2 separate regions of the Homo sapiens genome follow, and region 2 is linked to region 1. Evidence: read pairs that join two places in POLR2A ChIA-PET (ENCODE). Cell type or tissue: MCF 10A. All regions are shown on one strand. Each heading gives the region's core, and the rest is flanking DNA. Links, peaks and the distances in the headings are about the cores only.

Evidence for each region. ChIA-PET counts read pairs that join two places held together with the same protein. Peaks named below come from ENCODE experiments on the same cell type or tissue, not always from the same donor. Only the 100,000 strongest peaks of a DNase experiment are listed, where the experiment ranks them.
Region 2: POLR2A ChIA-PET joins it to region 1 with 5 read pairs; 1 of 35 experiments calls an interaction of 5 or more read pairs at or near these places.

What each region holds. Positions count from the first base shown.
Region 1 is chr20:44,099,376-44,115,445 of GRCh38, forward strand. It overlaps JPH2 (junctophilin 2), which reads right to left. Exons shown (of 6, transcript NM_020433.5): 5 at 15,407-15,501; 6 at 7,215-14,128. The coding sequence ends at 15,421. Among named protein-coding and RNA genes, the nearest start is that of JPH2, 80 kb to the right of the region's middle. RefSeq lists an enhancer at 11,913-12,426. In MCF 10A, for the core only: no CTCF peak of the experiment used is centred there; a DNase peak (open chromatin) is centred at 12,566.
Region 2 is chr20:44,462,140-44,478,209 of GRCh38, forward strand. It overlaps TTPAL (alpha tocopherol transfer protein like), which reads left to right and starts at 13,735. Exons shown (of 5, transcript NM_001039199.3): 1 at 13,735-13,852. It overlaps LINC01620 (long intergenic non-protein coding RNA 1620), which reads right to left and starts at 3,205. Exons shown (of 3, transcript NR_132343.1): 1 at 3,026-3,205; 2 at 85-143. It also overlaps the pseudogene RPL37AP1. RefSeq lists an enhancer at 13,531-13,620 and a silencer at 13,711-13,840. In MCF 10A, for the core only: a CTCF peak has its summit at 9,488 (motif pointing left); a DNase peak (open chromatin) is centred at 9,452.

The DNA of each region.
Region 1 (16,070 bases), core at 11,551-14,050:
CCAGCCTGGCCAACATGGTGAAACCCTGTCTTTACTAAAAATACAAAAATTATCTGGGCATGATGACTCATGCCTGTGATCCCAGCTACTCAGGAGGCTGGGGCAGGAGAAGTGCTTGAACCCGGGAGCTGGAGGTTGCAGTGAGCCAAGATCCCACCACTGCACTCCAGCCTGGGTGACAGAGTGATACTCTGTTTCAAAAATACATACATACATACATACATACATACATACATACATACATACATATGTAAAAACTGTTCTTAGCTCAAAGACCAAAAAAAAAAACAAATCAGACATCGGGCCAGATTTTGCCCACCAGCCATGTTTTGCCAGCCTCTGATATTCACAAAGGGCTGTCTTCTGTCTGCTGAGTGTGGCGTTATTTGGCTCAATACCATGGACCTGAAGCAGGCAGGACTCAAATCTCTGCAGCTGGGAGAGTTTTTAAATGCAGCTACAAAGTTTTCCTGAATATTAGATATATTTGCAAGTTGCCAGCTTGTTAGATAAGCACTCACAGGGCGTTCTGCTCGCTGCTAGTTTGCCCTGATCAACACTTTTATGTCGTGACCTATAAGAAAGCTCAGAGAACCTAGTGGCCAGGAATAGCAAAGGAAAATAGTTACGAGAGGAGGTAATTACCCTCTCTACCACCAAGAGATAGAGGATGGAGGGTGGAGGTTAAAAGGGTGGGCCCTGGAGTCACGGTAAATTACTCGGGGTAAATCATGTAAATTTTCTGGCCACCAGTTTCCTCATCTGCATAATAGGGATGATGATAGTGTCTGTCTAATTATATCGTTGATAGGATTACATGTTATCATGCATTTAAAAGACTTAGTGTCTGCTTGTTAGTTTTTAAGTGGTTGGTTTTCACTACCTCCACTATTAACTACCCTGGCATAAAAAAGCAAAAGGAAAAAGAAAGGCAATTTGTACAATTAACTCCTAAAGAAGGTGAAAGAGTTAGTGGAAGAGATGAGAAAACTTTAATAACAAATAAATAAGAACTTTCAAGAAAATGCAATTTGGGTTTGATGACTTTCTGGAAGTAAAATGTTTGAAAAATTAAAAGAAATATCCAATAGTTGGACTGGAATAAATGGGAATCATGGTATAGTAAGTGATAGGACATCTCCTCATAGGGATGAAAGAACAGGTAGACCAGGGGAAGGGAGGACATTTAGGAGGCAGGTGCAAAACACCCCACGAGAATCCAGGCTGCAGGGAAATACAGAATTAGAAGAGTTGGACAATTAATCCTATTTGAGAGGATAAGTTCAATGAGCTGAAGACTGATTTTTTTTTTTTTTTTTTTGAGACAGGGTCTTGCTCTGTTACCCAGGCTGGAGTGCAGTGGTGCAATCTCGGTTCACTGCAACCTCTGCCTCCAGGTTCAAGCACTTCTGCCTCAGATTTCCAAGTAGCTGGGTTTACAGGTGCACCACCTGTAATATGCCACCGCACCTGGCTAATTTTCACATTTTTAGTAGAGATAGGGTTTCACAATGTTGGTCAGGCTGGTCTCGAACTCCTGACCTCAAGTGATCTGCCCACCTCCCAAAGTGCTGGGATTAGAGGCACGAGCCACTGCACCTGGCCGGAAGTCTCAAATTTTGACACCGAAAGAGCACGTTGTTTCCAGGACTGGATTAATTCCTAAAGAACTCACCTTAGACACATGCTCTGTTTAAATTCTGAAGACTGAATCTTAGGAGAAAATCTGACAAGACTTCAGAGGGAAAGAAAAGAAGAGTTTACTCACAAAACTAAAAGAATAAGTAATGGGGAAAGGACTCCCTATTGAATAAATGGTGCTGGAATAACTGACTAATCGTATGCAAAAGATTGAAACTGGACCCCTTTCTTACACTGTATACAAAAATCAACTCAAGATGGATTAAAGACTTAAATGTAAAACCTAAAACTATAAAAACCCAGGAAGATAACCTGGGAAATATCATTCTGTACATAGCTTCTCGCAAAGATTTCATGTTGAAGACTCCAAAAACAATTGCAACAAAAACAGAAATTGACAAATGGGACCTAATCAAACTAAAGAGCTCTGTACAGCAAAAAGATATTGTCAACAGAGTAAATGGAAAACCTACAGAATGGGAGAAAATATCTGCAAACTATACCTCCAACAAAAGTCTAATATCCAGAAACTATACGGAACTTAAACAAATTAACAAGCAAAAAACAACCCCGTTAAAAAGTGGGCAAAAGATATGAACATTTTTCAAAAGAAGACATACACATGGCCAGCAAGCATATGAAAAAATGCTCACCATTACTAATCACTAGAGAAATGTAAATCAAAACCACAATGAGATACCATTTCACACCAATCAGAATGGTTATTATTAAAAAGTCAAAAAATAACAGATGCTGGAGAGGTTGCAGAGAAAAGAGAATACTTATACACTGCTGGTGGGAATGTAAATTAGTTCAGCCATTGTGGAAAGCAGTTTGGCGACTTGTCAAAGAACTTAAAACAGAAGTACTATTCAACCCAGCAATCCTATTATTGGATACATACCCAAAGGCATATATATAAATCATTCTACCATAAAGACACATGCACATATATGTTCATTGCAGCACTATCCACAATAGCAAAGACATGGAATCAACTTAAATGCCCATCAGTGGTAGACTGGATAAAGAAAATGTGATACCTATATGCCATGGAATACTACACAGCCAAAAAAAAGAACAAGATTATGTTCTTTGCAGCAACATGGATGGAGCTGGAGGCCATTAATCTAAGTAGACTTAACACAGGAACAGAAAACCAAATACCATGTGTTCTTACTTATCAGTAAGAGCCAAATATTGAATACACATGAACACAAAGGAGGGGGCAAGAGTTGCTGGGGCCTACCTGAGGGTGGAAGTTGGGAGGAGGGTAAGGATAAAAAAATTACATATCAGGTCCTATGCTTATTACCCGGGGGATGAAACGACCTCTACACCAAACCCCCATGACATGCAATTTACCTATATAACAAATCTACATGTGTACCTCTGAACCTAAAATAAAAGTGTAAAGAAAGAAATTGTATACCTTTAAAGCTTATTCACAATTATGACTCTCAATATATTAGCAATATATTAAACATATTTGTTTTTCAATAATACATATGTAGAAATTAATAATATCTATTTTCACATTCAATATTGTGCATTCCTTGCACTGCTTGCCCCTGATTTTGGAGATTAATGCTGCAGAAAATATAGAGCCAAAAAAGGCATAGGTAAGCAACAGAGCTGCATGATCGCATCTGTATTCTAGAAGTCCACTAGAAGAGTGGAGGAGGACAAATTCCTAGAAAGACACAAACTACCAAAACTGACTCAAGAAGAAATAGATAACCTAAGTAGACCTATAAAAAGTAAAGAGGTTGAATTACTAATGTTTAAACTTCCCATAAAGATTCAATCTTTGTAGGTCACATGCTTCTAGGAAGTCATCCATTTCTTCTAGGTTACATAACTTCCAGGCTACATAACAAAGGAAATAATTATCAGACTGAAGAAACAATCCATGAATTGAGAGAAAATATTTGCAAACTATAAATCTGAAAAGGGGCTGATATCCAAAGTATATAAGGAATTCAAAAACTCAACTGCAGGAAAACAAATAACCCAATTAAAAATGAGCAAAGGTTCTGAACAGGCATTTCACTAAAGATTAGATACAATTGCCCAACAGATACATGACAAAATACTCAACATCTCTAATCATTAGGAAAATGCACATTAAAACCATAATGAGATTTCACCTCACACCTGTTGGAATGGCTATTACCAAACAGATGAGTGACAAGTGTTGGTGAAGATGTGAAGAGATGGGAACCCTTGTGTACTCTTGGTGGGAATGTAAATAAGTACAGCCTTTTGGAAAACACCTTGAAGATTCCTCAAAAAACTGAAAGAACACCTTTGTCCTCTAACAAAGGTGTCATTGTGAGGTCCATCCTCTGTAGTCAAGGCTCTCTGGGTCTGTGAATTTATTTAGGTCTGGGAACTAGGTATGAAGCCGTGGCTTTCTTTTGCAGTGACTCAAGTTAGACTTTTGCCTATCAAACCTACAGTTTGTCCAGTAATACTTTAGCAGATGGTCCAGCTATTTCATCTCCCCAAGGATACCAGGATTGATTAGCTCCTGGTAAAAATCCCTGCATGTCAAACCTTCTGATTGCTATTGGTTCACGTTGCCCATACAGAACTTGCACTCACCTTGTCTGTGAAAGTTAAGTACTGCCACTTACCTTCTACCACCTTGAGATCTTTTCACTCTTATTGAAATCAGGAAAAAATAGTTTTTACAACATAGTGGTGCCAATTATGAGCCATTAATGAGCTGTGTAACAACCTGGGAATCCAGGTGCTATGGTTTGAATGCTGCTGTCCCCCTCAAACTCATATGTTGAAGCCTCATTGCCAATGTGACAATATTAGGAGGTGGGGCTTTTGGGAGTGCTTAGGTCATGAGGGTTTCACCCTCATTAATGGGATTAGTGCCCTTATGAAAGGGGCCACAGAGAGCTGCCTTGCCCCTTCCACCATGTGAGGACACAGAGCGAAGGTGCCATCTGAGAGCCAGAAAGCAGTCCCTCCCCAGATATCACATCTGTTGGTGCCTTGATCTTGGACTTCTCAGACTCCCAAACCATGAGAAATAAATTGTTGTTTATAAGGTACCCAGGCTGTGGTATTGTGTTACAGAAGCCCAAAAGGACTAAGACAACAAAAATGAACAAAATAGGCACATCCCTAAGTGCACGGAGTTTACAGCCTACTGGCAAAGGCAGATAAACAATAACCACACTAATAATTGTATTTAACGGGTCTGAGACAGAGAGCTGTGTGCCAGGAATCATCCTGGAAGGATAGGTAGGGGTAAAATCAGAGTCCTCTCCATTCCCTCTCTTCCAAACTCACAATGCTTTTGTGTATTTTCACAGCCTCCTGCACATCCCTCTGTCCTGGCATGTTTAATGCCAGGCCATCAGGTAAGACATTCCAGGTCTTCTTTCCTGGAGTATAAGGACTATGCCTCTTGTATCTCTTTAATCCAAGTGCCCATGAAAGGTTCTGTAAGTCATTGACTTCCTTAAATATTTTAAAAAATAAATGGAGGAACAAAGAGGGAGAAGTTAAACCACCAACTGGGGAATGTCCAGGTGTTCATGTCTAAGAAAAGAGTAATCACTAGCTTTTCTCACTGTCTCTACCTGGATATAGGGACCCAATCCAAGTAGATACTAAGAAAGATAATTCTACTGGCTGATATTAGATAGGATTGGGGGGAAGAAAAGATGAGGAAAGAAGAGAACATGGGGAAAAAACTGAACTTGTGAAATGAAATAATGAGTGGAGTTGGAGGGAGGGTCCTTGGTGAGTATCAGTGCAGCCCAAAAGGATCAGGTAGTCTGAAGGGATAATGTCATCATGGCTGGAGACTGGACACTCATAGGAACCCCCTCCTCTGACTGTATTTTTCTCTGTGACTTCTCCTGCGGTGGTAGATTGGGATTTTATTCCCAATTCTTCACTCCGTATAAAAGAATAATACGGCCAGGTGTGGTGACTCATGCCTGTAATCGCAGCACTTTGGGAGACTGAGGTGGGAGAACAGTTTGAGCCCAGGAATTTGAGGCTGCAAAGAGCTATGATGTAACACTGCACTCCAGCTTGGGCAACAGAGTAAGACCCTGTCTCAAAGAAAAGAAATCATATGTCCACTTTTTTGTGGTAAGTACCTGCCTCTAGATTTGGAAGAGTTTACTTCCCCCACACCACTGTTGTTGGGCTCAGGCATGGGACTTGATTTGGCCAATAGGATCTAAGCAGACATGATAGGAGCAGAGGCTTTCATTCCTGCACTTCTGCCATCCACCGTAAGATAAACATGCTCCGTTGGCACTGGTCCCAACATGAGAAACAACTGGAGGAAACCTGAACCTTTCCCTTAGCCTGAAGCAGAGCCAACACAGTCAACCCACAGATCTATGAGCAAGAAAAAAAATGGTTGTTATCGTGAGGGTTGCTTGTCATGCAGTATTATCACAGCAATATTGCACTACTACACTTGCTTTCTTTTTTGAGAATTTCATTCCACTCTCCCTTTTCTGCTTAACTTTCATGTATCTCAAATGATGTTATAATTTCTTTTTATATTTCTGATGAGGCTCAGGGATCTCCTTTTCCCCTCATCCACATACCTAAAAACCACCTTGTGCACATAACCAATCCCACCCATTTGTAATGGGCTCTGTACAAAGGCCACATTAATTGCACCCCCCTCATCCACCACTCCCCCATTCCCACACACATACCCATGCTCTGCCAGGAAACCTCCTGTGTAGAGAAGCATCTGGGGTATGGGAAGAGCTTTGGTGTGTCAGAAAGATCTCAACAAAAGCATGAAGTTTAAGAGACATTGTGTAACCTGCCCTGGATCATACATTTTAACAGTTAGAATGTGTTTGGCCCCAAGTAACAAAAAACCTGATGAAGAGGGGCTTAAATCTTGAGAACAGTTATTGTTTACTTAACAAGAAGTCTGGTTGTAGATGGTTCAAGAGTTGATTCAGTAGCTTCAGAATCAACTGGGTTGGCATCTTGGCAATTCTCTTGACCTTCCTTTCATGGTTGTGAAATGGCTGCCACAGCTCCAAGCATCAGCACCCACGACCCCCAACCTGCATCCAAAAGCAAGAATAAGGGGGAAAGCCAAGGTAGCAAGAGAGACTTTGTTTGCTTTCATCTCTTCTTTTATCATAGAAGAAAGTCTTTCTCAGGAAACCCCAAGTGAGCTTTCCCTTATGTTTCGTGGACAATTACGTCTCCTGGATCACAAGGCTACTCCTAGATGCAAAGGAAGCTAGGAAATGAGTTTTGATCATGAGTTTTGCTCACGCCTCTGTAGTGGAGGCAGAGATAGGAGCAGGGTTAGGAATGGCTGTTGGGTATGTGGTAGAGAAAGAGAAGCATCATGCATTTATCCCTTCAAGAAGGACTTGCTTCTCTGCAGTGGGAAGTGTGGTCAGCAGACAACTTCCAGTTGTCAGTTCCTTCAGGGTCTGCCCCAGCTTCAGAGAGCTGTCTCACCCAAGGTCATGCCCTTCCCAGAGCAGCCCATACCCAGTTTATTAGTTCGTTTTCATGCTGCTGATAAAGACATACCTGAGACTGGGCAATTTATAAAAGAAAGGTTTAATGGGACTCACAGTTCCAAGTGGCTAGGGAAGCCTCACAATCATGGTGGAAGACAAGGAGGAGCAAGTCACATCTTACTAGATGGCAGCAGGCAAAGAGAGGAACTTGTGCAGAGTAACTCCTCTTTTTAAAATCATCGATCTCATGAGACTTATTCACTACCACGAGAACGGCACGGGAAAGGCTTGCCCCCATGATTCAATTACCTCCCACTGGGTCCCTCCCACAACGTGTGGGTGGGAATTTAAGATGAGATTTGGGTGAGAACACAGCCAAACCATATCACCCAGTAACAGAGCAAGGGAGGGGTATAAAAGCCCAATGGGAGATGCTCTACAAGCAATCCTTGCTCTGGAGCTCCCACTGGGTTGGACTTTGTCAGGCCTGCATCAAGTTAGACTTCTTCCTCTGCCCTGTTCTGCATTTTCCTCCTTCCTTTCACAGGTTTTGATCCCTAATAAACATCTTGCAGCTTAGGTGACTCTCAGTGTCTGCTCCTGCAGAATCCAATCAGTGATGGCATCTTCCACATACAGCAAAGAAGTGATATAGCCAGGATTAGAAACTAGGTCTGTCCAATTCCAAAGCCCCAACCCATCCCCACTCCCCAACCATACTGCCTCTTATGGCCACCATATCCATTTCCTCAATAAGCACTCACTGAATGTCTACTCTGCCCCGAGACCTAAGTGGGACAATGGGGATGGTACTACAGGCTGTACTGTCTTGTCTGTTTACCAAAACCCACATCCTTCTCTTCTCCCTGAGGACACATGTAGTCCGTATTTCCCAGCCTCCCTTGAAGCTAGTTGAGGCCAAACAACTGAGCTCTGGCTAGTGGAATATGAGCAGAAGTGATGTGTGCTGTTTTCCTGGTGAAAGTTTTTAGGAAGCAAATTCCATCCTCCATACTCTCTTTCCTTTTCCTTTGGCAGATGCAGAGACCAAAAAAGCCCTAGGATATGTAGAACCACAGATGGAAAAAACCTGGGTCCCTGAATCATTATGATGAGGGACAGCTATTCTATGACAAACTTATATGGTGTATAGCAATTATAAACTGTGGAGTCAATTACCTCAGCCAAGCTTACACTAACTAATGCATGGATATAGAGATGAATCACAGATAGCCCCTCTCTTAAGGAACTCAGTCTAGTGGAGAAGCTGTGGATAGGAAGAGATACAGGGTTGTGTAGTTAGCAACTGGGCCTTGAGGGAGAGGTCTGATTTTTGTCCTGGCTCCTAGGAAGTAATTTCTAAACCCTTAGGATATCCTGATTAACAGGAGTGTCTTTGTTATTCATGGTGGGCTCCTGGGACCACAACTCACAGCTTATGCTAACCAGATGGCTTATAGTGAGTGCTGGCCATGCCAGAAAAATCAACCACAGGGTTAAAAGATTGGGGCTTTGGGCTATGTGATGTCAGCCTGACCTTTGGGTGTGGGGAGGGGTATGGAGGTTAAGTTCAACCATGTGGGAAATGATTCAATCAATCACCTCTACATAATGAAGTCCCAATAAAAACTCTGGACACTGAAGCACTGGTTAGCTTCCCTGGTTGGCCATACTTTGTCATACTGTTACTTATCAATGCTGGCAAGGTAACAGATACCGAGGACACGGGTGTTTAGCATTTGGAACCCTCCCAGATTCCTTCCTATGTCCCTTTCCCTTGGCTGGTTCTGATTCGCATTCTTTGCTTGTAATCAATGTGACTTGAGTAGAATAGCTTTCAGTGAGTTCTGTGAGTCTTTCTAGTGAATTATTGAGTATGAGGATAATCATAGGAACCCCCTTGTTTGTAGCCAGTCAGTATGAACTGATGGTGGCCCTGGAGATCCCCAAACTTGTATCTGGGGTCTGAAGGGAGAGGGGGAGATTGTTCCCTCAGACTTTGCTGACTTTACAGCCTCAAGATTGCTGACTTTACAGCCTCAAGATGTAAATAGCTTTAAAAGGTCACTAAGAAGTGACTGTATACCATTGCACTCCAGCCTGGGTGACAGAATGAGACTCTGTCTCAAAAAAAAAAAAAAAGAAAAGAGGAAGAAGAAGTGACTGTAATGTAGGCACCTGGTCAAGACAGCCTGGAGTGAATGGTGAATGTTCTGACACATGAGGTGCCCTGGCATCTGTTGCCGTACATGAGGGTCTCACCTGCAGTTGGTCTGTGGACAAAATATGACTCCCCGCTCAGTCCAGGCTCTGTCACTGACTTGCTGTGTGATCCTTACAAATCACGACACTCTCTCCAGACCTGTTTCCCCATATGAAAAACAGGGGGCCAGATGAGCTGATATCTTAGAGTGCCTCCATCTCTGACAACCTAAGGAGTTATTTCCTCAAGCTTCTTCAGAGAAGAAGGAAACTTCCTTCCCTGAACTCCTTCAGGAATTCTGAATCATCACATCCACTAATATCCAATAGACAAATGTCCCCTGCCACATCCCTGTTGACTAGCATCTCCCCTCAGCTGGCTCATCTGCAGTGATGGGAAGCTCACTCTTTCATGGTGGGAGCAGTGTGGTTCTGTAAAAGAGCACAGCTCTGGGTTTCAGTCCCAGCTCTGTCCTTCCCTCTCTGTGATACCTTGAACCAATCACTCCATCTCCCCAAGGCTCAATTTTCCTCATCTGCAAAATGGGTGGACGAATACCTACACCATGGAGATACTGCGAAGAATGGAAAATAGCAGTGCATTTACCATCTGCTCACACCATGCTGGGAATTGTTCTAAGTGCTGTGTTCATATTTTCTATCTGAAGAGGCAGGTAACATGGTATTCATCACCCCCAGAAAAGTAAGAAAGTTCTAGATGTTAAGGGACAGAGCCAAGATTTGAACCAGCAACCATGTTCTGAACCACACAGCTGTTCTGCCACCACATACAGGAGGTGAAGGGCTTAGCACAGGGCCTGACCTACGGCCACCTGACTCCATTGAGTGTACCAGCAAGACAGGCTGAGAGAGTGAGGGAGTGGGAACTGGCCTCCATAGGCATAGTCAGAGTTTTGCACAAAACAAGAACCTAAGAGCTATTTTAATTTCAGCATACATGCAAGTTTTATGTTTTACAGTTTAGGTATTATTTGTATTCTGAGTCACTTATTTGGGGGAGAGCATCTTCATATCAGTTTTTCAGGCATGGCACCTCCAAAGGTCATCATCTGGGCCTGCATCTCTCCCAGAACAGCCAGGTCTTCTGTGGGTCCATCAGATTATGAAACTTCCCTTCTTGCCCGAATCCCAAATCTGACTCCCACGGTTCCTAGGTCCCCTCCCTTTCACTGCCCTGGAAGAGTCCTGCAGAGACCTCAAGGCAGTGGGCCAGCATTGCTTTTAAGTTCATGCATGGTACAAACCACCTTAAATGCATTCCGGGCATGGCAGGAGACCCATCAGACTTCCTAGAGCTGCCTGTGGTCAAGATTAGAAGAGGAGGCATCGGCCTGGCTGTGTCCTACCCTTGAGCCAACAGGGGGTGCTGTCTCCGACTAACCCTACCTGGCTCTGAGTCTCCAAACCTGGGGCTCAGGAAGCCGCCTCCTTTGCACACCATCCAAAGTGAGTTCAATACAGCCACCCCTGCCCCCAACTCATCCAACACACACACATACACACACACACACAGACACACCCCATCTGCAGACCGGCCAACTGGGCTGGCTGCCCACCTGCTTTCCCTCTGTGGGTTTTTATCAAAGGCTACAGATAACAATTCCCTCCCCATTTCCACTCCCACCTCCCCTCCTGTGCTTCCTCCAAGCCCATCCTTCCTGGAATCCCAGCATCATTCCAGAGTTTTGAAAACTTTTGTGTTTTTTTTTTTTTCCAGATGGAGTCTTGCTCTGTCACCCAGGCTGGAGTGCAGTGGCTTGATCTTGGCTCACTGCAACCTCCGCCTCCAGGGTTCAAGTGCTTCTCCTGCCTCAGTCTCCCAACTAGCTGGGTTTACAGGTACGCGCCACCACACTTGGCTAATTTTTGTATTTTCTTTTTTAGTAGAGATGGGGTTTTGCCATGTTGGCCAGGCTGGTCTCAAACTCCTGACCTCAAGTGATCCACCTGCCTCAGCCTCCTCTAACGTGCTGGAATTATAGGTGTGAGCCACCATGCCCAGCTTAAAACCTCTTTATCACCATAATCTATCTCATTTGAGCCTCACAACTGCATTGCCTATGAGGAAGACCATGGGGCAGGGATTAGAGTCTCCTCAGCAGAAGAGGAAACTGAGGCACAGAAAGAGGGAGTGAGGGAGCACATGGCCCATCAGTGATAGGGCTGGGTTGGGTAGGGGAGCCAGGCTCCTGAGGACAGGGTGTGCCTGAACTCGAGCCTACTGTTGGTTGAGGGACCTTCTTCTCCAACCCCCTCGCTGGGAACCACCGGCTGTGAGAGTAACTTCATGGGCAGTACTTATTCCTAAAAAGTCAAGAGAACTGCTTTCCTGCCACCAACTTGCTGTGTGCGTGACCTTGGGCAAGTCCCTCTGCTCTAAGCCTCTGTGGAATGTGGCGATCCCCTCAGGCTCCCCCACTGATTGAGATATTCTGACTAAACAACTGGTATCTGAATCACCTCCATCCCTTTGGGGTCCCTGGGATCCTCTACCAAAACGCAAGAGGGCTTGTAGCAGAGCTAACAGCACCATAGCGTGATAACAACACTCGTCTCCATTTCTCCACTGCTTTCTACAGCCTCAACATCTAATGTAATCCTCACTACCAGGAGGTAGGCTCTGTAATTATCCCCATTTTATAGATGAGAAAACTGAGGCTCAGAGAAGCGAAGAAAGTGGCTGGGCTAGCATTGGAGGCTGGGGGGACTCCACCTCAAAGGGCAGGCTCTTGATTCTATTGTCATCTACTCATAGAAGTTTCTGGAAGTTTGCTTTAGAAACTCCACTGTAGAAGCTCTATGGTCTTTCAGCCCCCACTCAAACTGAAGCCCTTCAGCTGCCCCTCAAGGATCGTGAGAACAAGGACACAGATGGGAAGGACCCACGTCCCCCAGCCTCTTCCCACCCACCCTCCTTGAGCCAGCCCCTCATCCTGGACCCACAAGCACATTGCAGCCCAGCCAGAGCCCGTGAGCAGATGCGGGTTTATTATTGCACAGACTGCAGCATCCTGAACCCCAAACCCAACCCCAAACACCAGCCCCCAAACTTGGCCTGGGAGCTTTGGCAGGCACAGGCTTGTCCCCAGCACCAGCCAAAAAAAAACAACAGAAAAAAAACAGGACAAGAATCTCCGAGACGGAGCCCGTCAGCACAGAGCAGTGGCCCCGCCCCATTCCCCTCATGCTCCAGGAGTCTTGAGAAGCTCAGATGCAGATGCAGAGCTGTGGGCCATGGCCAGCTGAGGATGGAAGAATCTGCAGGTTCTTCTCCATGAAAATACAGTCCTGGATTCCAGCCAAGCCACAAGGTCCCAGCAGGGCTTGAAACGGCAAGTGTGAAGCTAAGGGAGAAGGTTCCCAAGCATTGAAGGGAAATGGGAAAGCTGACCCTATCAGAAGCAAACTCCTAGGTCCCAGAGCTGCCTGGGGAGGCCCTGCCACAAAGCCAAAGCCTCCAAGGTCCACAGAAATGAAGGGAGGACAGCAGCAGTTCCCTCTGGCTCAGCTTGGATGCCACGTCCTTCCCCAGGCTTGGAGGGGCCTGGAAGCCCTTTCTCTCCATTCTCCTGGAGGCAGGAAACCATAGCCTTTGGCCCTCACCCCACCCACAGGAAGCACAAGGGCCCAGAGACCTAGTGTGGTACAAAACATCTTTAAGTGAGGTACATCCAAGTAGCCATCTTCTACCAAGTAAGCCAAAGGGGCTTATAACTGCACCCAGGCTGTACCCAGTTGGAGCCCCAGACTTGCCCCTCTCTTGCCGGGAAATGCTTCTTGACAAGCAGCTTGTCTTCAACACCTGCCTTAGTGTCTGCCCCAGGGACATCTCCCTGGGCTTCCATGGGCTTCTGTGCTCCCCTGAGCTTTCGGTGGGCCCTGATGGGGGAGGAGACAAGCCATTTCACAGGGCATCACAGGAGATTTCTCGCCGGCCCCAGGCCTCCTGCAGGTGACCCTCTAGCATCCCAAGCACACGGGAAACCCCAAATGCAATCCCAGTCTCAGACACACTCCAAAACAGGCCATCATCACTGCACCTTAACCCCTCTTCCCACCCTGCCCCCTGGCCACCTGGTCAGTGGCTTCCCAGCCAGAGGATCCATGGGGTCTCCCCTCGTCTATTGGTCCAGAAGGGAAGCTAACTGGACTGGTGGGAGGAGACAGAGCACTGTGTTCTGGGATATTCAAACTGACCTTGTCCATTTCCTCTACTGTCATCCAGAACATCTACAGGCAAGGGAGGGAGTGCAGGGTGCAGACTGCACAAGGACAGGTCTCTGTGCTGGTCTGAGGGGGTCTCAACACCCACCCCACCCAGCTTCCCTGGGAGGCCTCAGCCCACAGCCAAAGGATTAAATCAAAGTGGGGCAGGGTGGGAGGAAGGGGGATGGGATTGAATATCAATGTCCTGGTTAGGTGACATCTCCCAAAACACACAAAAGCCCAGGGAGGGGACAACCTAGGGAAAGGCAAGGGAGTGGAGGAGAGCGGGGGACAGGAGCAGATCAGGAAGCTCAAGAGACCAGGGCGCTTCTCTCTGGGCTCTCCTTGCCCCTGGGTAGAGAGCTCCTGAAGGAGCCCAGGACATTCCATTCCTCTTGGCACCACCACCGCCACCCAGCACAGGCACCGTGGGAGGCCTCCTGAAACTCTTGTGGGGTGAATGTGAACTGGACCACGGGGCTCCAGGTCCAGAGTCCAGTCCTCTTTGGCCACCCTGCCTGGCACTGCAAAAAGACGGGTCCTCATGTCCTCAGCAGGAACTTCTGGCTCTGCAAAGAGACAGCAAAAGGGTCAGGCAAGGGAGGGAGGGCAGAGGCTGGGCCGCCAAGCCAGGTGCAGGGCTCAAGCCTTGGGGCTCATCTTCTCTGGGGCAAGATCCCACCTCTGCATCCCCCCAGACAGCCCTGTCCCTTGATTCTGATACTCGGCAGGTCACAAACGGGTCCCCGAGGCCTCTCCTGGCCCTGGCTGCCTGCCTGTTTATTTACACATGCTGTTCCCTTTGCTGCTGCACTCATCTCTTCCCTCTTCCTCCCCCACTGTCATCTGGTTCACTCCTTTTCACCCTTCAGGTCATTAAAGGAATCAGTGCCTGCAGGAAGCATTCCCAGAGCCCCTGTTGAAACATGGAACCTGCAGAGCTCAAGTGTTCACCCCTACGGCAGCACTTACCAGGCTGGTATTGTCATTGACTGTTTACATGGTGACAGCATAGACTTTCCTGGGGCTGATTAAGAACCTCCAGCCCAAACTAAGCTAGGATCAAAAAAGGGGGCCTGAGGAAAAGGCAGAAACCCTGTTATTATTGCCAAGCATGGGATTGAGGCTGTGAAGGCTAGTTCCAGCAGGGGGAAGATTTTGTCTTGTAGATGCTTCACCTTGAGAGCAGTGAGGGCCACTCTCCTTCAGCCCAGCCCAGCCCACTCCACTTCACGGGAACTTACCCCAGCCCCCAGCTCCATCATGGGGAAAAAACTGAGAGGGAACCAATGGGCAGAGGAACAGGAGCAGGCTGGGTGTGCCAAGGGATTAAAGACTGAAGTGGGGAAGAGAGAAAGGGAGCACGGAGATGAGTGTCCCACCGTCCCAGGTGAGCTCAGTCTAGACCTGTTGTGCTCAGTGTTTGAACGGTAAGACTTTTCTGTAATGAGCTCTAAGTTCAGGGTTACTTTCATTATGTTCACCCCATTCTTGGAGCAGGAGTGAGTCCCTGCTGTATCCCCATCTCCCAGCAGAGCAGTACATGTTGGCCAAATGAATGAGTGAATGAAGCCCTCAGTGCTCACCTGACAGAGAGCAGGTGCTCTGCAAACACTAAGCTAATGAAGTAAGTGTGTGTGTGTGTGTGTGTGTGTGTGTGTGTGTGTGTGTGTGTGCGCTGGTATCAAATCACACTCTAGGTCTTGGCTTCTGCAGGTGGGTGGGCCTCAATTAGTCACAGGACTGTCATCCAAGTACCGAGTAGGTCCCTCCTCCCACCACCCTGGTGCTCAAAACTCCCCAGGGGCTCCTGCCCCCCAACCCCTCCTCCAGCCAGCTGGCTGCACCTGGTAAGCGACGGTCAGGTCAGGAGGTGAACAAAGAGGATGGCCAGGCCGATGTTCAGCAGGATCACCATGCAGATGAGGATGGTGTTGGGGACCTGGGAGCAGTGGAGAGAGGCTTCCTGAGTCCCCATGGCCTCGGAGACACCCCCCACCCAGGTCACAGCAAGGCTGGACAGAGCAGGAACTTCTGGATGGACCTTCCTAAGAGCATTGCCGGCTTTGTTCACTGCTGTATCCTGTCACCTGGATGGCAGACCATCACAGCTGGAAGGACTCTTAGAAATAACCAAATCCCTCAGGACCCAGGGAGGGACAAGATCATGCCCCAAGTCATATAGTGTGTGAATCAGGCCTGGAACCCAGGCATCCTGCTAATTCCCCTTGGGACGCATTCTTCAGTCCCCCAAAGCCCAGCTTCAGTCTTTGTTGCCGCCGTTCCTAGCTCCCTGCCTCCCATAAGTCAGGAGGTCTATAACCCAAATCCTGTTGGGCCCTTCTTCCACCTCCATGAAGCCCTCACTGCTACACCTTGTAGCAGATGCTGCTGGTGCCCAGCCCAACCCCCCTGACTGGGCAAATGGACCCACCCTCCAGCTGCTCAGGCTCCCAGCTGCCCCTGCTCATGAGAACTGTCTCTGCCAATGGGATACCAGGTGCAAAGGTA
Region 2 (16,070 bases), core at 8,375-10,874, 360 kb after region 1:
GTGACAGTAAGGCTTCCTGGAGGTGACACCGTTTGGACTAATTCTATGTCTCCAGACAATAAAGGAGGTCTTTTTATAGCTTACCAGTTCCTGGGCATACGTCCAGTGAGACATACGTGGGTTCAAATCTTCATTGTGCCACTCTAGTTTAAAAAAAAATCAGCATTATCGCCAGACACAGTGGTTCACGTCTATAATTCCAACACTTTGGGAGGCCAAGGCAGGCGAGTCACCTGAGGTCAGGAGTTCGAGACCAGAGTGGCCAACATGGTGAAACCCCATCTCTACTAAAAATACAAAAATTAGCTGGGCGTGGTGATGCACACCTGTAATCCCAGCTACTCGGGAGGCTGAGGCAGGAGAATCATTTGAACCCAGAAGGTGGAGGTTGCAGTGAGCCAAGAACGTGCCTGGGTGACAAAGTGAGACTCAGTCTCAAAAATAAAAATAAAAAATAAACAGCATTGTTGAGATATAATGATGTTCAATAAACTAAACATACTTAAATTGAATAATCTGATGAGTTTCAACATATGTACATACCCAAGGAACCATCACCACAATCAAGATGCCAAGTGTTTCCATCGCTTCCAAAAGCTTCATGCTCGTTTATAAGCCATCCCCCATTCATCCCACCACCCCATTCCCAGGTAACCATCACCAATATAGGTTGCTTTCTTTCACTATAGATGGCTTTACATTTTCTGGGATTTTATAGAAATGAAATCATGCTATATGTACTCTGTCTTAATTTTTTTTTTTTTTTTTTTGAGACAGAGCCTCTCTCTGTTGCCCAGGCTGGAGTGCAGTGGTGAAATCTCGGGTCACTGAAACCTCTGCCCCCCAGGGGTTCAAGCAATTCTCCTGCCTCAGCCTTAGTAGCTGGGATCACAGGCGTGCGCTACCATACCTGGCTAATTTTTTTTTTTTTTGTATTTTTAGTAGTCTCGAACTCCTGGCTTCAGGTGATCCGCCCACCTCAGCCTCTCCAAGTGCTAGGATTACAGGCGTGAGCCGCTGCGCCCCGCAAATATGTACTCTTTCTGTCTGACTTCTCTCATTCAGGCATGAACCACCATGCCTGGCCATTTCGCCATTACTTTTAACGGCAAAAACCGCAATCACTTTTGCACCAACCTAATAGATCTCACAGGTGAAGCACGGTGGCTCACACCTGTAATCCCAACACTTTGGGAGGCTGAGACGAGCAGATCACTTGAGCCCAGGAGTTTGAGACCAGCCTGGGCCACATAGCGAAACCGTGTCTCTACTAAACACCAAAAAATTAGCCAGGCATGGTGGCATGTGCCTGTCTGTAGTCTCAGCTACTCAGGAGGTTGAGGTGGGAGAATCGCTTGAGCCCTAAGGTCGAGCTGCAGTGAGCCGTGATCGCACCACTGCACTCCACTTTGTCTCAAACAAACAACAAAGAAAGATACAGAAGCCATAGTTTCTTCACCCATGCCCCTGGGCATGTCATTGTTTCCCCCAGTTTTTGCCTATTACAAATAAAACTGCTATGAACACTCATGTTCATGTCTTTGAGAGGACAAACGCTTTCATTATGCAGGAATACAATTGCTGGTCACATAAGTGTGTGTTTAACTTTTTAAGAAACTGCAAACTACTTCCCAGTCTGGCCTTTTTAATTATAGTCATTTTAGATGCACTCATTTTTTTTAACCTGTGGATCTAATAGATGGTTTCTTAGACTGTCTGGACCTCAGTGTTTTCATGTGTAAAATGGAGATAATTGGCCGGGTGCAGTGGCTCACGCCTGTAATCCCAGCACTTTAGGAGGCTGAGGCAGGCAGATCATGAGGTCAAGAGATCGAGACCATCCTGGCCAACATGGTGAAACCCCATCTCTACTGAAAGTACAAAAATTAGCTGGGCATGGTGGTGTGCACCTGTAGTCCCAGCTACTCGGGAGGCTGAGGCAGGAGAATCACATGAACCCGGGAGGCGGAGGTTGCAGTGAGTCAAGATCGTGCCACTGTACTCCAGCCTGGCAACAGAGCGAGACTCCATCTCAAAAAAGAAAGGAGATAATTACATCAGTTTTGAAAGGTAGTGAAGACAGAGTGAACTAGCACATAAGCACATATGCAGCACATAGAACAGGGACTGGGACATAGTAGGGGTTCCATAAACGGTGGGTTTTTGTTGTTGTTGTTGTTTTTGAGATGGAGTCTCGTGCAGTGTTGCAATCTCAGCTCACTGCAACCTCCGCCTCCCAGGTTCAAGTGATTCTCCTGCCTCAGCCTCCCAAGTAGCTGGGATTACAGGCACGCACCACCATGCCTGGCTAATTTTTGTATTTTTAGTGGAGACAAGGTTTCACCATGTTAGCCAGGCTGGTCTCGAACTCCTGACGTCAGGTGATCCACCTGCTTCGGCCTCCCAAAGTGCTGGATTACAGGTGTGAGCCACCAGCCTGGCCAAGGGTGATTATTTTATTACAATTGAACCACAGCCATCCTATGATCTGGCCACTTACCCCAGGATACAGCATCCTCAACTAGATGGCAAAAAGCCACTTCCTTTGCACTTAGTCAGTGCTGTTAGCCTGGAGGAATAACAATGGCACCATCGATTGTGCCAGGCACTATCCTAGGTGCTTTTGTATGTTGAATCCTTGCAAAGCCCTGTGAGGTGGGTCAGTGTTTGCCTTCTGTATGACAGATGAGAAAACTGGGATGTAGTAACTAGTCATTGGCCAAGGTCACACAGCAGTGAAGTAATGGTGCTGTGATTTGAATCTATGTAGTTTGATTTAGGATCTAGAAGTTTCGCTAATGGATTACCTAGCTCAGAACTAGTGAAAGAGCCCAGTCACAAAAGCACCTCCTGATGCCCAAAATCATTTTCAGCTCCTCAGACACAGAGCCTGAAGCAAAGATTAGGTACTGTGTGATTTATAAAGGAAAGAACCTGTAAGGGATGAAGGGAAGCAAGACAGGGAGGGAAACAAGAAAAGATGTGGTCTCAGGTAAAGTCTAGCAAAAAGGCTGGCTTTGTGTACCTCTGTACGAGTCAGCTGTTGGCTGCCAGCCACCCTGTGGGTGAGGGGAATAAACTCCAGGGTGAGGTGATTCCTGAGATGGCAGTTCTCCGTAGAAATGGAAATAGTAAGCCATTCGAAGCCAACAACTGAAGCATCTGGGGGGATGGTGTTGGTGTGCTAGCCCATGAAGGGCTCAAGAGGTTCCCAGAGGCACACTTCTTGCCTGCCTAATGAATCAAGTTCTAGAACATTCTGGAACATTCACTTCCTAGACTTGTTTTGGAGAATCCTCCTTCTCACTGAGACCAGCATGTTGAACAAACCCAGCCTGTGACATAATCAAAGCATACCTTAATTTGTATCTCCCAGTGTCCTTTCTAAGATGTATTTGGTAGAGAAACATTTTCCCTGCCACTGGGTGAAATCTCCCCATTATTCTTCTGCTTGTTCTGAGGAAACAGGCAATTCTATGGTCACTTTAGGTCACAAACACAACCTCAATTTAGAAATGAGAATGTCCAGTCAAGCTTCTAACCAAAATTCCCAATTTGATTTGGGTTTAAACCTTCTCCCCTCACCCTCAGGCCTGCTTCAGGGAGGTGGTGTGGGTGACTCCTTCTCTATCTCTCCTTCCCTCACCCACCCGTGGGGTACAGTGGGGGGTGTTGGAGATGGCAAGGGGAGAGGAAGGGTCTCCCTTGAGCTGCCACCATCCTGGCTGGCTTCAAGCTGCCCCTTTCTGTCGTGGGCTCCATGGAGATGGCCACTGTCACAGGGGCCCTCTCACTCTTAACCTTGGGGGATGCATCTCTCCTCATAGGGGTCCCTTGCAAGTCCTTCGTCAGCCCTTAGGAACCCAACATCCAACTCAAGCTTCTTGCTGCTGCCACACCTCTGCCCCTCCAGGAGGCTCTAGGGGACAGGACCCAAGAGGACCCCTTGTAGGTGCTCTCTGCCAACACTGGCCCATGGGAAACACTCCAGCCAGCAGCCTGTACTCCGAAAGTCCTGGGAATGTGGCTTACCTTAGCACGCCCACACTGGCTCCTTCACCAGTTCAGCCAGGCAGCCCGTTTCTCTCAGCCTCTAGATGTCCATGCCCACATGAGACCACTGGGCCCCCTCATAATGGCCACACATTATTCTCTACATATAGTGGCCCCTCTCATGGAAGAGCCCCCATGACCCCATTCCACCCTTCCAGGGAGATGGTCACCAAAGAACTCTTTGCTTCCTCTTCCCATCCTAGGAGAATGTGGTGGGTATAGGGGTAATAGTAAATGTGGGGGTTTTGGGTAGCCATGGCCAAATTTTAGCAGCTGTGGGTTTGGACTGGGCTCTTTTTTGTTGTTGTTGTTGTTACGTAAATTAACCCATTTATTACAGGCCAGTGATGTCTCAAAGAGTAGAGGAGCGTCTACTGGTCTTTCAACTCCTTCAGGCTTCTGATGGCGGACTTTACCGTGATAGCGGAGGTGGTATTGTATGTCCAGGCACCGCCAGCCACTGTCTTCACGCGGGAACCACAGTGCCAGATCCCCGCAGCTCATCTCTTCATCTTGGTTTTGCCACAGAAAGAGCAAGTGTACTTGGCCTGCTGGCTGATTTCAACTTTCTTCACCATTTTCCAGAGGGAGGCCCCATAGCGGGTCCCGTATTTACCGACGATCCCGACTTTCTTGGTAGGTTTGGCCATGTCACCGCGAACTAGGTCCGAGCCCAGAGAGTTGGACTGGGCTTTTAAAAAACAGTTACTGGTTGTCACAGCAGAGCTTTCTAGAAACATCTTACAAGTCATGTCCACCACCCCCAGCCTCAGTTTTTTCATATCCTTACTGCGGGTGGCAGCACCTTACTGGGTGGGGGTTTGTGGTGAGGGCTGAGTGAAGTAGTGAATTTGCGGAGCTAACACTCCAGAATTCCACAATCACAGACCTGCAAATTCCATCTCCGTGGGACCATTTACAAGTGATGTGGCTTCTCTGAGTCTGTTTACTCCTTTGTTAAATGGAAGAGCCTCTACTCCATTGCATCTCTGTAAGGTTAGTTAAGTGAATACATATGACATGCTTAGCACGGGACCTGGCACCTGGTAAGAACTCAGTCCATGCTGGGCGTTTTTAATACAACGGTGGGTGGCTGGTACTGACGGAGGGGATTTGGGATCTCCACCCCTTCCGTTTCCCTCACTATTCCAGGCCCTGTTTTGGAAATGCTTCAGCCAGGCTGGGATCCAGGGCCCCTGGGAACAGAGAGGACATACTGTACCTCCAAGCAGCCATGCTGACTCAGGTTAGGAAATCAATGTGTGACCACAAAAACACAGCCAGGTTCTTCCCACTTCTGGGAAATCTGCACAGCCAACCCATGGGCATCTCTTTACCCTGTCCCGAGAGGTGGCCAGCTTCGTTCTAGGACCTGATTCTGCAGCTTGTGAGCACAAGGCTGGCACATGGAGAAACAGGAGTCTCTCGCTCCTTAGGGAACCCCAGGCCCGGGGTCACAAGCTTTGCACGACCCTCTGATTGGGGTCAAACATGTCTGGTGTTTGCGAAGCCTCTGACTTCCCCCAGCCTGCGTCTGGACACTTCTCAAGCCAAGCCAGGCTCCGGACCACTGGTTGGGCAACGCATGACCTCAAACTGGGTCAGACCCATCAGATGAGCATCTGTTTAAGAGTATAGGACACTTTGTTCTTTAGAATCCCAAGGGTCAGAGTATGAACCCTCCCCGTCCCCAATTCAAACTCCTCCTCCATCACTTACTGCCATTTACTTACTCTGTTACTTTGAGCAAGTTTTTCAGCTCTCTGAGTTCTAGTTTTCCTAGCCACCAAATGCAGACTAACAAGTACCTTCACCTTCCAGGGTTGATGTGAGATTCGGGTAGTGAATGTCAAAGAATGGCACACATATTAGCAGGCACTCCATAAGGGGGAGTTATTATTGCAAACAGGGGCACTAGACACCAAGTAAAAAACAGTATGGTACATATGCTACAGTGGATGAGAGGGCAGAGCTGAAAGCCAGACTGCCTGGGTTCCAAACCAGGCTACTGGCCAGGTGCGGTGGCTCATGCCTGTAATCCTAGCACTTTGGGAGGCCAAGGCGGGTGGCTCACTTGAGGCCAGGAATTCGAGACCAACCTGGCCAATATGGCGAAACCCCATCTCTACTAAAAATGCAAATAAAATTAGCTGGGCGTGGTGGCATGTCCCTGTAATCCCAGCTACTCAGGAGACTGAGGCAAGAGAATAGCCTGAACCCAGGAGGCAGAGGTTGCAGTGAGCCAAGATTGTGCCACTGCACTCCAGCCTGGGCCACAGAGTGAGACGCTGCCTCAAAACAAAATAATACAAAACAAAACAGGCTGCCCTGCCACCTCCTGTGTGGCCACAGGGAAAGTCTCTAAGCCTCAGTTTTCTTCTCTGTAAAATGGGAATAATCATAATACAGTTATAAGGATTCAATTAGATTAGTTGCACTGGAAACAGTGCCTGGCACATAGTATCACCTAATAACCATTAACGATTTTTTATTTTGTTTTATTTTTCCAGTCTCTGCCCCAGTTGGGAAGCATGAACTATTTTTAATTAGCCACACAAGTTAGTAATGTCGGTAATGGTGCTGAAATCACACGGGTCAGTGTTTTGAACAAAATTCACATGGAAGTCATATTTAGTGAGCATCTACCTACATACCTGGTGCTAACAGAAACCATACATTTAGATACATGTATATGTACATGTAAACACACATATGCACACACACATAGTGTGAAGTAAGTGTTGCTGTCCTCATTTTTTAAAACCTTTATATTATAGAGCAAAACAGTTGCAGAAAACCACACAAATTAAATTTGTAGCAGCCAGGTGCAGTGGCTTACACCTGTAATCCCACCACTTTGAGAAGCCGAGGTGAGTAGATCACTTGAGCTCAGGAGTTTGAGACCAACCTGGGGAACATGGCAAAACCTGAAATGCCATCTCTACGAAAAATACATAAATTAGCCAGGCATGGTTGGCACGTACCTGTAGCCCCAGTTACTCAGGAGGCTGAAGCAGGAGGATTACTTGAGTCTAGGGAGGTCTGAGGCCACAGTGAGCTGAGATCACACTACTGTACTCCACCCCAGGCAACAAAGTGAGACACTATCTCAAAAAAAAAAAATTGTAGCTTAGTGAGTTATATCAAGGCAAACACCCTGTAACCACCACCCCGGTCAAAATACAGAATTTTTTCAGCCACCTCAGGGTTCCCCTCCCCACCTCACCAGGTACTCCATACCAATCACAGCCCATCCCCCCAAAATAATCACTAATCCGACTATTAATTACTTCCTTGCATTTCTTCATGACTTAATCATCTGAGTGTGCATTCCTAGATGTTATTGTTTAGTTGAGTCCACTTTTTATTTTTATTTATTTATTTTTTGTTGAGATGGAGTCTCGCTCAACCGCCCAGGCAGTGGCATGATCTTTCTTGGCTCACTGCAACCACCGTCTACCGTGTTCAACAGATTCTCCTGTCTCAGCCTCCCCAGTAGCTGGGATTACAGGCACCCACCATCATACCTGGCTAATTTTTGTATTTTAGTAGAGACGGAGTTTCTCCATGTTGGTCAGGCTGGTCTCGAACTCCGGACCTCAGGTGATCCGCCCGCCTCAGCCTCCCAAAGTGCTGGCATTACAGGCGTGAGCCGCCACTCCCGGCTAAACATATTTGATAAGTTTCAATCAACTGCAAGTATTGTCTTTGTTGCAGCTAAAATTGTTTCATCCACAGGCTGGCTTGTAAGTCCTTTTGGTGTGACCCTGGTAGCCTTCGATAGCTTCCTTGTTAATTGGCGTGACAAGATATTCCAGGCTTATTTTGTATATTTCCTGCTACAGATCTGGAATGAGTAATTTCTTCAAGAAGTCTTTTTATTTGTATTAATCAAAACTATTATCTGGGTGCAAGATATGCTCATTGCTACAAGATTGATTATGGTTTAAGTCTTTTTAATAGCTAGAACTAGGTATTATATATATGAATACACGCATATACATTTCCTTTAAAAATAGTTTCGAGTTCACATTGATATATCCAATGTAAATAGAGTTTTATAGGATGTTTATGGAATCTATTCTGTATTACACCTGTAGTTCCTTTCTTCCACACTTGGAATCTTTCATTTTCAAGGATACAGGGGCTGATAAAATGGAAAGATGCTATAATTACTGGTTAAAATGACTCAGTAATTCACAGGGGTTAAAAACTCCTTTAAACCTTAGGTTGTGTGGCAAACACCTTACACTCGCCCACTACTGGAGTTGGCAAACGCTTTCCAGTTTCAGCTGCTGTTTTCCCAACAACACGTGAATACATGTTGCAATTTTAGCACTCTCCATGTCTCAGGCCCGCCAGACACCTTGCTGCTTCCCTTCTGTTTCTACTGCACAGAGATGCCAATGGCATGCAGGCCTTGTAGCTGTTGGTGATTTGTCCCCACACGTTTTTTGGAGTTCATGAAGATGCCTTGTCACTTAGTTTTGTTGTAAATGTGTTTATGAATTTTTTTCTATTTTTATTTGGGGATTTGGGGATATTCAAATCTATGCTAGGCATTATTGCCTCCATCTTTCCAGAATTCCCCAGCTGGTATTATTTTCACCAATGAGGAAACTGAGCCCCAGGGGAAATGTGATTTGCCCAAGATCACACAGCCAGTGACAGCGCAGAGATGCATGTGAGGTCACCTGCTTTCATGCAAGGTACAGAGAAGATGCCTGATATGGACCACTCCCTCCTCATCTTCCTCCCTATTTCCACTGGTCAGTGTCTTTACAGGATTCTGGGGGGTTTGGTGGGGGGCTTTTTTGTTTGTTTTTTGAGGTGGAGTCTTGCTCTGTTGTTTAGGCTGGAGCGCAATGGCACGATCTCGGCTCACTGCAACCTCCACCTGCCGGGTTCAAACGATTCTCCTGCTTCTGCCTCCTGAGCAGCTGGGATTACAGGCACCCACCACCACACCCAGCTAATTTTTGTATTTTTAGGAGAGATGGTGTTTCACCATGTTGGCCAGGCTGGTCTTGAAATCCTGGCCTCAAGTCATCCTCCTGCCTCAGCCTCCCAAAGTGCTGGGATTACAGGCGTGAGCCACCGTGCCTGGTCCCATGATTCTGTTATTGACAATCAAATGAAACTATCCATGCAAAGAGCTTATCACTGTACCAATGAAAGCATTCAGTGACTGGTAGCAGTTAGTATAGGATTTTATGGTTGATGAAACCAAGGGTTGGAGAGACAGATAACTGTTCCATTGTTACACAGCTGGTAAGTGACACAGGCTTTAGACTCAGGTCTGTCTGACCAGAACCTAACATTCTTTCTCCCACACTAGTTCTTAATTCAGAGCAGCTTTGTCTCCCAGCTGGTATTTGGCAATGTCTGGAGATACCTTTGGTTTTTATCACTGTGAATGTGGAGTGCTACTGTCATCTAGTGGGTAAAGCCTAGGAATGACATTAAACATCCTACAGGACAACATCTCTCCCATGCCCCCGAAACAAAGACTTTTCCAGCTCCAAATGTCAATAGTGCTAATGTTGAGAAATTATGCCCTATACTGTGGTGCCATCCTAAATAAGCCTTGCCAGGCAGGGCACGGTGGCTCACTCCTGTAATCCCAGCACTTTGGGAGGCTGAGGCAGGCAGATCATCTGAGGTCAGGAGTTTGAGACTAGCCTGGCCAACATGGTGAAACCCGTCTCTACTAAAAATACAAAAATTAGCCGCGCGTAGTGGTACACACCTGTAGCCCCAGCTACTAGGGAAGCTGAGGCAGGAGAATCGCTGGAACCCAGGGGGTACAGGTTGCACAGAGTCGAGATTGTGCCACTGCACTCCAGCCCGGGTGACAGAGTGGGACTCCATCTCAAAAAAAAATAAAAAGAAAATAAATAAAACTAAATAAGCCTTACCTTAGAATCAATACTAAGGCTGGTCCTAGGAGATTTTCTGAGCTCAGAATCACAGGCCCTGAACAGAGACAGCTCAGGCATGTCTAGCCTCCTCCAGCAGGTATGCAATGCAATGTCAAGATTTTTTTCTTCAGAGGCTGGATGAAACGAGGAGAGCAAGATGTTTGAAACCTTCCAAACCAAGACACAGGGCAAGCCGCCCCCTGGTGATCTTTCTGCTTGAGAGGGGGTGATCATCACCGATAAACAGACATTTCATGATACAATGTGCCAGAACTCTGCACATGCCATTCTTTTTTTTTTTTGAGACAGAGTCTCACTCTGTTGCCCGGGCTGGAGTGCAGTGGCATGATCTCGGCTTACTGCAACCTCTGCCCCCCGGTACAAGCGATTCTCCTGCCTCAGCCTCCTGAGTAGCTGGGATTACAGGCGTGTGCCACCACACCCAGCTTGTTTTTTTGTGTTTTTAGTAGAGACAGGGTTTCACCCTGTTGGCCAGGCTGGTCTCAAACTCCTAGCCTCAAGTGATCCGCCCGCCTCAGCCTCCCACAGTGCTGGGGTTACAGATGTGAGCCACCGTGCTCGACCTGCACATGCCGTTCTATGACATCCTCCCAAGGATCCCCTCTAAACAAAGGCCATATCCCCATTTTATACATAAGGAAATGAGTCTTTTCAAGAGGTTGTTCAGACTCCATAAATTCTGAGTGTCCAAGGCAGAGAAGACAGACATCAAATACCAGCTCAAACACTTAGTCATCATGTGACTTTGGGCAATTTTTTGTCCTTCTCTGATCCTTTTTCCCAACCTGTAGAAACAGAGACAGGGCTACATGACCTTTAGGACAAAGTAAAATTTGGGACCATGGTGTCATACAGGCTTGAATTGATACCTAGCTCTCTCTTTCATATCTTGAGCCCTTAGGAGACTTTCTCTTTCTGAATATTTTACATTATTTTATTTTATTATTATTTTTTGAGATGGAGTCTCGCTCTGTTGCCCGGCCTGGAGTGCAATGGCACAATCTTGACTGACTGCAACCTCCACCTCCCGGGTTCAGGTGATTCTCCTGCCTCAGCCTCCAGAGTAGCTGGGATTACAGGCGCCTGCCACCATGCCTGGTTAATGTTTGTATTTTTAGTAGACACGGGATTTCACCATGTTGGCCAGGCTGGTCTCAAACTCCTGACCTCAAGTGATCCACCACTTTGGCCTCCCAAATTGCTGGGATTACAGGCATGAGCCACCAAGCCTGGCCTCTTTCTGGATTTTAGTTTCCTCTTCTGTAAATGGGACAATCCTAGCTCGCTGTTCACAGGGTCATTGTAAGGTGAAATTAAGATCATACAAGCACAGTGCCTGGTATATATAATTCAAAAAGCAGAAACTCTTTTTGTTGTCATTGTTTATCGGAGATGTTCTAATCCTGATATAATCTGGTTCTCTAAAATGTAATACCAAGAGGAACAAGAAATAATGGCCCTCAGTTGAGGGAAGAGGCAGGGATTTCTGGGGCATCTCTGAATCCTCTCCCTGCCCTGCCCTTGAGACCAAGTTCTTCTCCTGCTGGCAACATCTAGGATTGCCATCTGGGCTCCAGGTACCAGTAGTAGGTCCTAGGTTTGGGTTAAGGAGAGGGGTGAATTTATTCCAATACCTAGGACAGCCTGGTTAGGACAGGGTCATCCCTCACCCTTTGCCACAAGAGCTGCCATTTGGCAGGGCGCAGGAGAATGGCTTGAGCCCAGGCAGCCTCCCAGGTGGCTGGGATTACAGGCCTGGCTAATTTTTGTATTTTTAGTAGAGACAGGGTTTCACCAGGTTGGCCAGGCTGGTCTCGAACTCCTGAACTCAGGTGATCCACCTGCCTTGGCTTCTCAAAGTGCTGAGATTATAGGCATGAGCCACCACATCCGGCTGTTTTGGGGGGTTTTCTTTTTGAGACAGAGTCTCGCTCTGTCGCCCAGGCTGGAGGGCAGTGGCATGATCTCGGCTCACTGCAACCTCTGCCTCCTGGGTTCAAGTGATTCTCCTGCCTCAGGCTCCCGCATAGTTGGGTGTGACAGCCGGAAGTGGGGGCCTCGGATTACAGGCGTGTGCCACCACGCCCAACTAATTTTTGTATTTTTAGTAGAGACAGGGTTTCACCATGTTGGCTGGGGTGGTCTCATCATACTCCTGATCTCAAGTGATCCACCTGCTTCAGCCTCCCAAAGTGCTGGGATTCCAGGCGTGAGCCACTGCACCCGGCCTTACCTTACGTTTTAAAAGATCTCACAGATGTGATTAATGTAAGGATCTTGAGATGGTAAGATTATCCTGGATTATCTGGCTGAGCCCAATGTAATCCCAAGAGTCCTTATAAGAAGAGGGAAGCAGGAGGATCAGTCAGTAGTAGAGGTGACAACAGAAGCCAGAGGTTGAGGTGATTTGAAGAAGGGGCCATAAGCTAAGGAATGCAGGTGGCCTCTACAAACTGTAAAAGGAAAGGAACTGATGCTTCCTCCAAATCCCCAAAAGAATGCAGCCTTGCCAACACCTTGATTTTAGACTTTTGACCTAGAGAACTGCAAGAGAATATATCTGTGTTGTTTCAATCCATGAAGTTTGCAGTAATTCCTTGTAACAGTAACAGGAAAATAATACATAGATTTAGCAAACAAAACAAAATCCAGGATGCCCAGTAGTCATATTTGAATTTCCTATAAACAACAATTTTTAAAGTATAAATGTGTCCCAAATGTTGCATAGGACACACTTATCTGTGTGTATGTGTGTGTGTGTTTGGAAAGGAACATGCTTAAATGTTTATCTGAAATTCAAACTGTAGTGAATGTTATATATTTTGTCTGTCAATCTTAGAAGTGATGAAACTGAGAGCAGGAGTCAAAACTCATGATTCCCAGGTCGCCTCCATACTGCTGCCCCCTGCCCCTCAATCTGGCAGAAACTGCCACGTTCTTGTGGCCCTCATGGGTCACTTCCCATCTTCTTGGGACTCCTCTTGCCCCTGGGGTAGGAAAATGAAAAGACTGTTTAAGGTCGTTTCTTTAGGCTCAGAGTTCTCCTGGACCACCAGAGGTTCTGCCTCAGAGGGACCTAGGAGATTTGCCTCAAAGTTGCAGTTGCACAAAATACTTGCGGGCGGATCTTAATGGACTGGGGTGGGAGTTAGTAAAGCCTTTGTCTGGAGGGAACGTAATGAACCCCAAAGCAGGAAAAAAGTAATTATTGAATCAGGCTCCAGAGCAAGAATCAGGTTTCAGGTAAGGAAACGGAAGCACAAGAAGGAATGGGGACTTGCTCCAGGTCACTCAGTTAATGACAGACAGATGTCCCCTGGTTTGGAGTCTCCCTTTTTGGAGCAGCTAGTCCTGATAGCAGCCATAGTGGGGGGAAGTCTAGAATGCTAATCCTGAGGTCCGGGTTTGAAGCCCTTTACTGCCTTGATTGCCAGTTTCCCTTTCCTGAAATAGGGGAATTGCATAAATATGAGGAGTTAATGAGATCATGGATGTTAAACAACAGGTACATGTTAGCATGTTCTTGGAAAATGGCAGCTTCTTTCCTTCCTTCTCTGAGCCTCAGTTTCCCCATCTATAAGCCGGGTTTGACAAGCGGCTGGTGCCCCAGCTCCTCCCAGCCACTCCAGGTCCGCAGCTCGGAGCTCCGGCAGCCAGGTGGGGACTGAACACCAACGCCGCGGGGAGGCGTCGCACATGCGCGCTCCTAGGCGGAGCCCCGCCTCCCACGCCCTGGATCGTCACTTCCGGCGCGAGAGGCCGGGCAGGCCGGGCAGGGAGTGCGGGTCGGTTCTGCGTGCGCTGCCGGACGAGGCTCCCGCCGCCGATTGACCCGCGCTCCGCCCGTAGTCGGGCCGGTGAGTGCCCGCGAGCCCATCCGTGTGCCCTGGGAGCTGAGGAGAGGGACCCCTGAGAGGGAAGGATAACCGGAAGTGGGGACCAGAGGAGCGAGAGACCCCAGGAAATGGGGACACCTGGGGAGGGGGTGACAGCCGGAAGTGGGGGCCTCGGAAGGTTGTCCACGGGATATGGGGTCTCGGGGGCTCTAGGAGAGATGGCTTCCTGACCTCTCCTTGTTGAGAGGAAGGGGTGGAAAGGAAAGTGATGCTCCAGAAAGGATGGGCTCCAGGTGGGGGAGATCTTTGGCTTCACCGTTACCAATGGTGTCTGCATCTCACTCATATGTCCGCCTGTCAGCTCATTCACCAGCCTGTGACTGAGTCCTGCTGAGCGCTCGGCACTGCTGAGTCCCTGGAGAGTCAACATGAAGCTCCAGGTGGAGGGTACAGATTAGAAGCCCAGGGTGGGGCTAGACGCATCCTTGCTCTGCCTCACCGGGTGTGCCCCCTTGGGCGAATCGCTTAACCTATATCCTCCGCTGATGTGTACAGACCACTGCCATGTGCCCGGCACTGGGGGTGGCAGTGGACATGGCAGACAAGCCCTCTGCCCTCGTGGAACTTAGATTCTAGGGGACAGTCCTTTTTGTCCTCCTTTGTAAAATGGCAACAGTAATAGCGCTCTCACCAAATAACGTGAAGATTAAATGAGGAAATGGGTAAAGGGCTTAGCAATGCTTGATACATGGTAAAATGCTCAAGTATGCATTCTCTTCATTCCACTATAATGTAAGCTTTATTAGGCAAGGAATTGTATTGTTTGCGTCTGTGTTCCCAGTGCCTGTGAGCACAGTGCCTGACATATATGGTAGGTGATCGGTAATTATTTGATAAATGAGTGCGTGGTGAAACTGACTCTAGATAAATGCCCATAGCATTGGACTGTAATTTCTAAAAAAGAAATAGGAACCCAGTTCTGTGGAAAACTGGAGGGAATCACCCTCAGGGAGTTTGGGAAGGATTCACTGAGGTGGTGACATGGCAGCTGAGCCTGAGCTGTCAAGTTAGGAACAAATTAGAAGAGGAAATTCCAGGCAGAGTGTATCAGAAGTGCACGAGTTATTCCAAGGATGATGGGTTATTAGTTTGTTTTGACTGGCATTTAATGTGCATCAAGGTGGGGTGCGATGGAAAATGAGGCTGGAGAGGGGCTTTGAGGTGAGGCTTGTACCTTGTGAACACTGATGTTTGATGGGATTGCAGGCATCTCTTGGTTACTTCCATAGAAACAAAGCCATAGTTGTTCCATTCCTCACTTAGCATACCTGTGCCAACCAGACTAAAGTCATTCAACAAATATTTATGGAGTGCAGATTATGTGTCTAACACCATGTTAGGCGCTGGGTTTCAGGTGATGAACAAGACAAACTTGGATGTTGCTCACAAATTGCCAACAGACAATTGCAACAGGGTGGGAGAAGTGCGGGGGAGGCACCTAACCTGGCTGGGGGTCAGTGAAGGCTACCTACTCCAGGCCACCAGCATCTCTCAGCTGGATTATTGCAATAGCCTCTAAATGGTCTGCTTCAGTCCTCACTCCCTTAGAGTCCATTCTCAAGACAGCAGATTGGTCCTTTTAAAATATATTTTTATTTATTTATCTATCTATCTATTTATTTATTTATTTATTTATTTATCTGAGATAGCGTCTCGCCCTGTCGCCCAAGCTGGAGTGCAGTGACATGATCTCGGCTCACTGCAACCTCCGCTTCCTGGTTTCAAGCGATTATCCTGCTTCAACCTCCCAAGTAGCTGGCACTACAGGCCCGCACCACCATGCCTGGCTAATTTTTGTATTTTTAGTAGAGACAGGGTTTCACCATGTTGGCCAGGCTGGTCTCGAACTCCTGACCTCAGGTGATCCATCCACTTCAGCCTACCAAAGTGTTGGGATTACAGGCATAAGCCACCACACACAGCCCAAGAAAAAATTTAAAAATTAGCCAGGCGTGGTGTGTGCCTATAGTCCCAGCTACCTGGGAGGCTGAGGCAGGAGGATTGCTTGAACTTAGGAGTTCGAGGTTGCAGAGAGCTATGATTGCGCCACTGCACTTCAGCCTGGGTGACAGAGCAAGACCCTGTCTCTCTCTTAAACAAAAAAGTGCATGAGTTCAGGTCCTCTAAGAAGCAGACACTAGGATGAGGTTAGACGTGCTAGAAATGTAGAGGCAACCCT